Linked DNA regions of Homo sapiens: region 1 is linked to region 2. A link is an interaction called in ENCODE POLR2A ChIA-PET data of the cell type or tissue named here. Cell type or tissue: endothelial cell of umbilical vein. All regions are shown on one strand. Links, peaks and the distances in the headings refer to the core of each region. The heading gives the core; the rest is flanking DNA. Region 1 has its middle 370 kb from the start of PCSK5. Region 2 overlaps PCSK5 (proprotein convertase subtilisin/kexin type 5).

Region 1 (5,381 bases), core at 266-5,265, 690 kb after region 2:
CCCCTGCAAATCTCATGTCCTCACATTTCAAAACCAATCATGCCTTCCCAACAGTTCCCAAAAGACTTAACTCATTTCAGCATTAACCCAAAAGTCCACAGTCCAAAGTCTCATCTAAGACAAGGCAAGTTCCTTCCGCCTATGAGACTGTAAAATCAAAAGCAAGCTAGTTACTTCCTAGATACAATGGGGGTACAGGTGTTGGGTAAATACAGCCATTCCAAATGGGAGAAATTGGCCAAAACAAAGTGGTTACAGGGCCCATGCAAGTCCAAAATCTAGTGGGGCAGTCAAATTTTAAAGCTCCAAAATGACCTCCTTTGACTACAGGTCTCACATCCCAGCCACGCTGATGCAAGAGGTGGGTTCCCATGGTCTTGGGCAGTTTCACCCCTGTGGCTTTGCAGGGTACAGACTTCCTCCTGTCTGCTTTCACGGGCTGGTGTTGAGTGTCTGCGACTTTTCCAGGTGCACAGTGCAAGCTGTCAGTGGATCTCCCATTCTGGGGTCTGGAGTATGGTACCCCTCTCTCACAGCTCCACTAGACAGTGGCCCAGTATGGACTCCGTGTGGGGGCTCCAATCCCACATTTCCCTTCTGCACTGTCCTAGCAGAGGCTCTCTATGAGCTCCCCACCCCTGTAGCAAACTTCTCCCTGGGCATCCAGGCATTTCCATACATGTTTTAAAATCTAGGCGGAGGTTCCCAAACCCCACTTTTTTACTTCCATGCACTTGCAGGCTCAACACCACGTAGAAACTGCCAAGGCTTGGGGCTTGCTCCCTCTGAAACCATGGCCTGAGCTCTATGTGGGACCATTTCAGCCATGGCTAGAGAATCTGGGATACAGGGCACCAAGTCTTTAGGCTGCACTCAGCACAGGGACCCTGGGCCTGGCCCAGGAAATCATTTTCTCCTAGGCCTCCAGGCCTGTGATGGGATGGACTGCCATGAAGACCTCTGACATGCCCTGGAAACATTTTCCCCATTGTCTTGGGGATTAACATTTGGCCCCTCATTACTTATACAAATTTCTGTAGCCAGCTTGAATTTCTCCTCAGAAAATGAGTTTTTCTTTTCTATCACATTGTCAGGCTGCATATTTTCTGAACTTTTATGCTCTGCTTTCCTTATAAAACTGAATGCCTTTAACAGCACCCAAGTTCCCTCTTGAATGCTTTGCAGCTTAGAAATTTATTCTACCAGATACCCTGAATCATCTCTCTCAAGTTCAAAGTTCCACAAATTCCTAGGGCAGGGGCAAAATGCCGCCAGTCTCTTTGCTAAAACATAACAAGCATAACAAGAGTCATCTTTGCTCCAGTTCCCAACAAATTCCTCATCTCCATCTGAGACTACCTCAGCCTGAACTTTATTGTCCATATTGCTATCAGGCTTTCAGTCAAACCCATTCAATAAGTCTCTAGGAGGTTCCAAACTTCCCCAATTTTCCTGTCTTCTTCTGAAATCCTCCAAACTATTCCAAACTCTGCCTGTTACCCAGTTCCAATATTCCACATTTTCGGGTATCTTTTCAGCAATGCCCCACTTTACTGGTACCAATTTACTATATTAGTCAGTTTTCACACTGCTGGTAAAGACATACCTGAGACTGGGAAGAAAAAGAGGTTTAATTGGACTTACAGTTCCACATGGCTGGGGAGGCCTCAGAATCATGGTGGGAGGTGAACAGCACTTCTTACATAGCAGCAGCAAGAGAAAATGAGAAAGATGCAAAATTGGAAATCCCTGATAAAATCATCAGATCTCATGAGACTCATTTACTACCATGAGAACAGTATGGGGAAAACCACCCCCATGATTCAAATTATCTCCCACCAGTTCCCTCCCACAACACATGGGAAGAATTATGGGAGTACAATTCAAGATGAGATTTGGGTGGGGACACAGAGTCAAACCATATCACCATTTAATGTTCTAAGTAAATATTGAATTTCAAGTTTTAGCACAAATCTTGCCACTCATCTTTATATTTTGCAATTCTAGCTTTAAATGCAAACACAAGAGCATTTATCTCATATACAGAATCACCAAAATTGTACCACCTATATTCCATAGCTCATACATGCATATATATCCCATTCTCACCAGAACAGTAGAAATGCTTCACAAAAGTAATGCAACTCTTTTTACTTTACTTCTTGATATAATTGAATTCTGTGAACACTAACTTCAGCTTATTAATGAGGAAGGAAGCACTGAAATTAAAAGAACTACTGGTTGTCCTACCTTTAATTTTCTGTGTCATCATTTTCAGAACAAGTAGTTGGCTAACAGAGGAAGGTAGCATGAGTAAGCAAAGATATTATAAGGTTTACATGTGTTTCCTATGGCTGCTGTATCAAATTACCCCAACTTATTGGCTCAAAATAACACAAATGCATTATCTTAGAGTTCTAGAGATCAGAAGTCTGAATGAGTTTCACTGGGCTCAATGCAAGGTGTCAGCAAGCTGCATTCTTTCTAGAGGCTCCAGGGAAGAATCCATTCCCTTTCATTCTCCAGCTTTTAGAGGCCACCACTGTGTGGTTTGTGATTCCTTCCTGCATCTTCAAAGCCAACACCATCAGGCCAAGTTCCACTCTGGCTGCCACCTATTCAGTTATTTCTCTTCTGCCTTCATTCCTTAAGGACATTTGTGATTTACATTGTGTATGGTCAGATAATCCAAGGTAACCTTCCAATCTCAAAGTCAGCTGATTAGCCTGGCTAACACGGTGAAACCCCATCTCTACTAAAAATACAAAAATTTAGCCGGGTGCACTGGCGGGCGCCTGTAGTCCCAGCTACTCCGGAGGATGAGGCAGGAGAATGGCCTGAACCCGGGAGGCAGAGCTTGCAGTGAGCCGAGATAGCTCCACTGCACTGCAGCCTGGGCGAAAGAGCAAGACTTCGTCTCAAAAAAAAAAAAAAAAAAAAAAAAAAAAAAAAAAAAAGTCAGCCGATTAGCATTCTTAAATCTGTGGTGTAACCTTAATTCCCTTGTGCCATATATAACCTAAGATATTCAAGTTTCCAGTTATGAGGATGTAGGCATCTTTGGAAGGGGGAGGTCATCATCCCATCATCCTGCCTTCCACATGGTTCTTTGGGACTTCTTTCTTAGAATGCCATTATATTCAAAGCAAGTTCTGGTTCTAACAGAAAGCAAAGTGTGGCCTTTTGTCCCTACTCACTGAGTCATAGGTATGTTTAATGCACTCAGCTGGTACTCACTTTTAGGCTCACTGAACTCCCATGCACTGTGGATCCACCCGAATTCCACACTCCTGAGGCATAGCGGATATACTATGTTAAAATAAGGTAGCTAGGAATTATCAAACTGCATATCACAGGCATCTCCTCTGCTCAAGTACATGCTCCATTGTCCCACCAGACTTCATTCACAAAACACGAAGATAAGGTTAATAAGAATTTCGGCCGGGCGCGGTGGCTCACACCTGTAATCCCAGCACTTTGGGAGGCCAAGGCGGGCGGATCACGAGGTCAGGAGATCGAGACCATCCCGGCTAAAAACGGTGAAACCCCGTCTCTACTAAAAATACAAAAAATTAGCCGGGCGTAGTGGCGGGCGCCTGTAGTCCCAGCTACTTGGGAGGCTGAGGCAGGAGAATGGCGTGAACCCGGGATGCGGAGCTTGCAGTGAGCCGAGATCCCGCCACTGCACTCCAGCCTGGGAGACAGAGCGAGACTCCGTCTCAAAAAAAAAAAAAAAAAAAAAAAAAAAAAGAATTTCAAGATAGTGATAGAAAAGCTTTAAACCAAGTCGAGGGTCCTTCTGAGTACAAAGCCCTGTGCAACTGCACAGGTCACATGTCCACGAAGCCAGCTCTGCCCTCATAAACCCTAGTGCATTACTGGCAACTTTCAGGAAGTTGATGTTTGAAAAGAGTATGTCTTGACAGAAACAGAAGTTTGATTTTCCACAGATTTCTTAATCATCAGTTTTCACTCACCAGCAAAAACATGTCCATACCTTTTCATACCAGATGCTTGTATTTACTATGATGCCACCCGTGATTAAAGAAGAAAAATAAGTGGTTTTTGTGGTACCGTACATGGTCTTTTTTCAAATGCAATTAGATCCATTTGTTAGCTGCTTAAGAAAAAGAAAGTTTTAAACTGGAAATTATTTTTATTTAATTATATTGCTTTGTTTTGTTTTGTTTTGTTTTTAGAGATAGGTTCTTGCTCTATTACCCAGGCTAAAGTGCAGTGGCACAATCGTAGCTCATTGCAGCCTCCAACTCCTGGGCTCAAGTGATCTTCCCACCTCAGCCTCCTGAGTGTAGCTGTGGCTACAGGAGCAAGCCACAACATGTGGTGTATTATTAAAATACATAAATACTATACATTTTTTTATTTTGAACTTAAAGTATATAAGTCTACATTCATTGGCAATCATTAGATATACAGCTACATTCTTCCTCTTCTTTGTGCATCAAAACTCTGATTGGAGTTCCATATCTGTCTTGCATAAATCACATCCATGATGCATAATCTATGATTTCGAGCTCGGGTTTCTTTAAAGTGATGCAAGACACTTTAGAGAAGATGCTTGTGAACACTTATATATAATATTAGTGCAGTCTGAGTTCAAAATCCTTCTAGTTTTATAATCCCCTTCCCAAACTTCTATAGTTGTCCACATATAATTCAACAGAATTTTATTATTGTGACTAGACTTTATACAGTCTTCCAAAGCTTCAATTATATTTTCAAAGGAATAATAACCTTTTTAAACTCACATTTCATTGACTTATTTAACATTTAATTAAGTTCCTAATTACATAAGTACAATTAGCATAAATATAAATATTTAATCAAATTATATAATTTGCTAAGTACAGTTGCCAAATAAAGTTTAAGAACCAAGAGAAGTGACTTTGGTAAGAATGTGACTTCAGTGGCAGGAATAGATTTTGGCAGGCTCGTAGAGATCAGTTGAATAGGGCTGGGCATGGTGGCTCATGCCTGTAATCAGAGCACTTTGGAAGGCTGAGGCGGGAGGATCACTTGAGCCCAGAAGTTTGAGACCAGCCTGAGCAGCATGGCAAAACCCTGTCTCTACAAAAAATTTTAAAAAGAGCCAGGTGTGGTGGTGTTTGCCCATAGTCCCAGCTGCTTGGGAGGCTGAGGCAGGAGAATCACTTGAGCCCTGGAGGTGGAGGCTGCAGTGAGCCATGATTGGGCCACTGGACACCAGCCCTAGTAATAGAGCAAGACCCTGTCTCAAAAAAACAAAAACGAGAGATTAGCCGAATAGCAGTGACCACTAAGTATCAAGAGGACATCATGTCTTACTCAGACAATGAAAGTCATCATTTGATTTGGACATGTGGCTCAGGGAAAATTGGTTT
Region 2 (5,381 bases), core at 243-5,242:
GTTTGCTCCGTGCCTACTGCGGGTCAGCATCGTAAGAAGCACTACATTGGGTAAGGACACACATTTTGGAGTCATCCCGTCCTGGGTTACATTTTTGGGTCCCTTCCTTCTCCAGCTGTGTGAAATTAATCAAATCACATATTTCCCGGACATTCCTCTTCTGTAAATGTGGATAATACTCTCTCTCTCTCTCATAGGATGTGGTGGGGATCAAATGAGAAAACAGACCTACAGCACCAGAAGAATGGATGACAGAGGTTAGTTATGATTCTGTTTCTTTAATTGTGTTATCTCATTAAATATTAGATAATAATGTAGGGTAGTTAGGGGTCTCAGCTCCATTTGATCAAGGAATTTAAGCACCAGAATGTTAATCCTGTGTGAACATCATCTAAACCCTGGTCAGACTGGATCCCAAATTGTGCTTTTTCTCCTGCCCCTGAGGAATGTATTGGTTGCATATGTGGGTGGCAATGAGGCAGCTAAAATTAATGACCCTCCAGACCAAGCACAATGACCTTGCAAAGCAATTGGGCTTCAGATGCAACCTACACACGTTCTTTTTTTTATTATTAGCATCGCCTGGAGACAGCCTCCCTATACCAAACAAAGCCAGCTTTTCCTGCACTGTGCTGTGGAAAATTCCAGAGCCATGGCTGTGCCCTTCTTAGGCTGCTGAGGTCAAAGTCGGTCAGAAATAGGTGAATCTCCATCAGATGGGGCTTTTCCCCAGCAGAGTTTCATCAAGTCAGGTTCAGAACTTGGGATCCTTGGTCCCCCTATGGACTGCTCACTGCACTTGGGCTGTACCTGCTTCTTCACTGAGTGGGTGGGGGCTCCCCTACTTGGCAGGTATCAGGACACATTGTACAGTCCTTCCCACCTCATTGAGGTGGAGCACATAAACAGATGAGAATGAAAGTGAGGGCAGCGGCGTTTGTATGGATGGGGGTGGGGAATGTGGTGTGGAGGGGCAGGAGGCTTCCAAATCCAGGTGTCAGAGAGCTCAGGTGTTTCCTTGCCTACTAACGTCCTTCCCCGTGGTTTGCATCCTATCAGAGCTTTAGGCTGTCCAGAGTGTGGAATCCAGGACTAGAACCTCACTGGTTCCACAGTAGAGAGGATGGCTCTTTCTCCTTTTTGAGATTCCTCTCATTCCCACTGTGTGCTCGGATGACGATGAGCTATCTTCTCCCCACTTGGAAGCATGCCTTCCCCCAAGAGGTGGGGAACTGAAGTGCCTATATCTGGAACCAGGTGTCCTAGATGTGAACCTCAGCCCTGTCTTGGCTACATGTGTAACCTTGGGCAAGTTCCATAACCTCTCTGAGCCTCAGTCAGCTCATCTGTAAAATGGTGATAATCACAGCTAAGAAAATGGCCAGATGGATTAAATTAGTTAACACATGAAATGTGCTTTGAAACATACTGGCACACTAGTAAGCACTCAATAATTTTCAGCTGTTGCTACTCCAGTGAGTAAAACTGGGTCCCTCAGATAAGCAACACCAGAGAGCAAACACCAGAGAGACCTTTAGAAACACTCAACGCTCAACTCACTTCTTATTGTCTGGTGGCTTTGAATAATGTACTTAATCTCTCTTCAGCTTTATAAAATGAGTTCAATTGCTCCAAACTTTGCTAGTTCCTGTTTGTCTCCTGCCTAATATCAGGTAATATTATTCCTTCTCATACTGTGGTTGATTTAGAAGTGCATAGTAATGGCTGGGTAATAGTAATGGTGGTGGCTCACGCCTGTAACCCCAGCACTTTGGGAGGCTGAGGCAGGTGGATCTGAGACCAGCCTGGCCAACATGGTGAAACTCCATCTCTACTAAATACAAAAAATTAGCCAGGAGTGGTGGCGCATGCCTGTAGTCCCAGCTACTTGGGAGGCTGAGGCAGTCGAATTGCTTGAACCCGGGAGATGGAGGTTGCAGTGAGCCAAAATTGCACCATTGCACTCCAGCCTGGGTGACAGCGAGACGCCATCTCAAAAACAAACAAAAAAAGAAATGCGTAGTAAGTATACACAAAATATTTCAAAAGGATTTCTTCTCCACAACTCTTCAGGGACCCCTTAAGAAAACAGACTCCAATTGTATTAACCATTGTATTACTTTTAAGAAGTCAACCAGGCATGGTTCTATTTGGCACCAAAGTTCTATTCAGGAAATGGCAGCCCCCTTCCCTTTGACCCCCAATACTAAATCTACAGTTCTAGAACAATTCACTTCCTAAAAAATTGTGGGCATCTTAAACCAATATTGGACAGAAAGGCAGGTCAGCTCTTCCTCTATTGCTTAATATTATCCTTCTTGTTGCCTTATGGAGGAAGCTCTTGAGAGTAATATAATATTGTTTGTGACACTCACTGATCTTCACCCAGCTCTTAGCACAGTGGTCAGGAATTGGTTGTGAGCTAACTTGTGCAACCTCAATATAAACCCAAGGAATTGTTTCTTTGACATTAATAACATCATGAGAGGATGCTTGACTCATCAAAACATTTCAGAGTGGTATGACTCAATGCATTCTTGCTCTTTTTTCCTTTCCTGAATGCCTTGATATCTCCTTTCAAGGCTCTACATGCTTCTCTCTACCCCATCTATGCTGTAGAGCGCCGGGTTCCACCAGTGGCATTGTAGCCTCTGTCTCCCTCCACCATATGGACCTGAGAACTTGCCTTCTCAGCCTAGTCCTACAGAGAAGTCCTGCGGAGTCATGTAGAGGACAGAGGAGGAGCTTGCAAAAAACCTCTGACTTTGCTAGAAACATTGTAGCTCTAGAAAGTCTATGTGGCCTCTAGAACAATTCAGTCCCTCTGGTAGAAGAGCCGATTGCAGTGCCTTCAAACTCTCCCCCTTGGAGTCTGACTCCAGTCCCCATTTTTTTTTGTTTTAATTTTTAATTTTTTTAGACAGAATCATGCTTTGTCACCCAGGCTGGAGTGCAGTGGTGTGATCTTGGCTTACTGCAACCTCTGCTTCCCAGGTTCAAGCAATTCTCCTGCCTCAGCCTCTGAGTAGCTGGGACTACAGGTGTGTGCTACCACACTCAGCTAATTTTTGTATTTTTGGTAGAGACTGGGTTTCACCATGTTAATCAGGTGGTCTTGCACTCCTGACCCCAGGTGATCCTTACAGAGAAGGATCGCCTGCCTGCCTTGGTCTCCCAAAGTGCTGGGATTACAGGCATGAGCCACCACACCTGGCCTCCACTCTCCATTATTATCAAGCCCACCCCAAGCAGGCCCTCAGCGTCTCCCTTGGAGGCCACCACACCTTCCTGAATTAGTTAAGTAACTTTCCCCTTGGTGGCCTCTTTAGCAGCATCTCTAGGGAACAAGCAACCAGTGAAACAAGTCTGGGCCCCATATCGGGGGTCCTGGGCCTTCAAAGCCTAGCCCAGCCCATGGCTTAGGTCTGCAGCTACCAGGCAGGCTTAGCATCCACAGCTCAGGAAGCCTGCCTTTCCCTGGAAACTCGATTCTAGTGATCATCTCAGGCAGAGCTGGTGACTCAGGCCCTCCTCCCCTTCCCAAACTCCCTCTGGCTGCTGTCTGACCTGCTGTGACTTCTTTTTGCTTTCAAGGCTGCTCTTGATATTTATCTTAACCAGATTTTACATGGTATGATGTGCCTGGGGCCCCAAATTTTCCTGGGGAAGGCCAATTCCTCTCTCTGCTGTTCACAGTTTGCCAAAATGGGCAGGGATGGGCTGTGGAAAAGCTGCCTGTGGGCTTGGGGAACTTGAACAGTCTTTGGCTTATGCAATTGTCTAGTGTCATTTAGGTTATAATTTTCTAAAGATGAATTTGTCAGAGGCCAACATTTTCTATGGAATAAAAACAACCAGCTTACAACAGTAGCATGAATGATAGACTTGCAAAATGGCTAAAGAAGTAGGGAGAGGAGAAAGTTGTAGTTGTATTGTTTGGGGAGCGTAAGTCCAGGCATTGGGTCAAAGATAAGGGAAGCTTTTCTAGAAAAGCTTTCTCAATATTTTCACACTTAATTCTCAGAGCCAGTTTATGGAGGTGAGCATTGCTCTCCTCTTACAGATGAGGAAACCAAGGCTCAGGAAATGTAAGCAGTCTGTCCAAGGTCACTGAATTAGTAATAATAAGAACAGCTAACACTTATTTCATGATTACCATATGCTAGGAATTGTTCGGAGTGCTCCACAAATACTAACTTACTTGATCCTTACAATAACTTGACCCTGTTGGGAGAAAGGCATTGTATACTGCTTGTTTTTTAAATCATCCCCAAGGCCTGCTTTTTGTTGTTGTTGTTGAGAAAGTTGAGGCAATGAGACATTAGTGGTCTGTTAAGGTCACCTAGCTGTTGCCAGAGCTGGGACTTAAACCAAGAAGTCAGACTCCAAACTCTCCTCTTTTAACCAGAGTTTTGCTATACATACCCTTTTTCAAGAAAGTAGTAGAGATGAGATTTCATGTTTAAATGGCACCCCCCTTCCAATATCCTAGAAATTCAAATCACTGGTGGGCTGCGTGCACACACACATATGTGTGTGTGTGTGCACGTGTGTGTGTGTGAGTGAATGTGGGGAAAAAGTCAAACATGCAATCCTAGACTCCTCAATCATGTAATCTGGAACTATTTGCTTGCCTACCATTTTCTTGCATGGGGCGTGGAGTGTTGGAAGAAGGCTCACTTTCTACCCTTTGTGGGATAGAATCAGCTCACATCAACTATCAAGAAAACTAGCCAATGTAGAATCAAGTGTTCAAATCTAAGTCTTGTCCAGAGCAGCTGGTTCTGATTATACTCTTCCCCGAGGACAGGGCCATCTCTTGCTTATTCTGGGGTCTCCGTGGCCTCACTGTATGAGTGGAAGATTGTTCCTAAGTGTGAGGAATTCATTCCATTTTTTTGTTTGTTGAACTGCAAATCAGATTGCCTTGGGCATGAAAGAATGGAGGATGTGGTTAAGTGGGCAGGAGGGAAAGTGGAGAATGTTTCAGAGAGAGACAAGGAAAGCAAAGGGTTGAAGGTAGAATAAGTCTGATGTCTCTGGGAGCAGGCAAATGATTGGGTTGACTGAAGTAGAAACTGAGTTCGAGAGAAATGAAAAATGACCTTGGATGGAGGATGTAGACAGATAACGGAACATCAGTTAGAGGGGTATCAAGTGGGTACAGCTGGTCAAAGGGAGTCACTGAAGATTTAGAAAGAGATAAAGTCTATGCTGGGCACAACTTTGGTGAAGATCACCCTGGTCAAGGGAGACTAAATGAATTGAAAGACAGCGTCCAGAAAATCAACCAGGAGATGGCTGCAGTAAGCCAGGGTGAGGGAGTGGAACCACTACAACCAAAATGGTGAGGACAGAGTGGTCCCCAGAAAATTGAGCCA

What was found. ChIA-PET counts read pairs that join two places held together with the same protein. Peaks named below come from ENCODE experiments on the same cell type or tissue, not always from the same donor. Only the 100,000 strongest peaks of a DNase experiment are listed, where the experiment ranks them.
Region 1: POLR2A ChIA-PET joins it to region 2 with 11 read pairs; 2 of 35 experiments call an interaction of 5 or more read pairs at or near these places.

What each region holds. Positions count from the first base shown.
Region 1 is chr9:75,520,173-75,525,553 of GRCh38, reverse strand. No RefSeq gene overlaps it. Among named protein-coding and RNA genes, the nearest start is that of PCSK5, 370 kb to the left of the region's middle. In endothelial cell of umbilical vein, for the core only: no CTCF peak of the experiment used is centred there; no DNase peak of the experiment used is centred there.
Region 2 is chr9:76,213,475-76,218,855 of GRCh38, reverse strand. The region is part of intron 20 of PCSK5 (proprotein convertase subtilisin/kexin type 5); the gene reads right to left. Among named protein-coding and RNA genes, the nearest start is that of RFK, 180 kb to the left of the region's middle. In endothelial cell of umbilical vein, for the core only: no CTCF peak of the experiment used is centred there; DNase peaks (open chromatin) are centred at 2,495 and 3,545.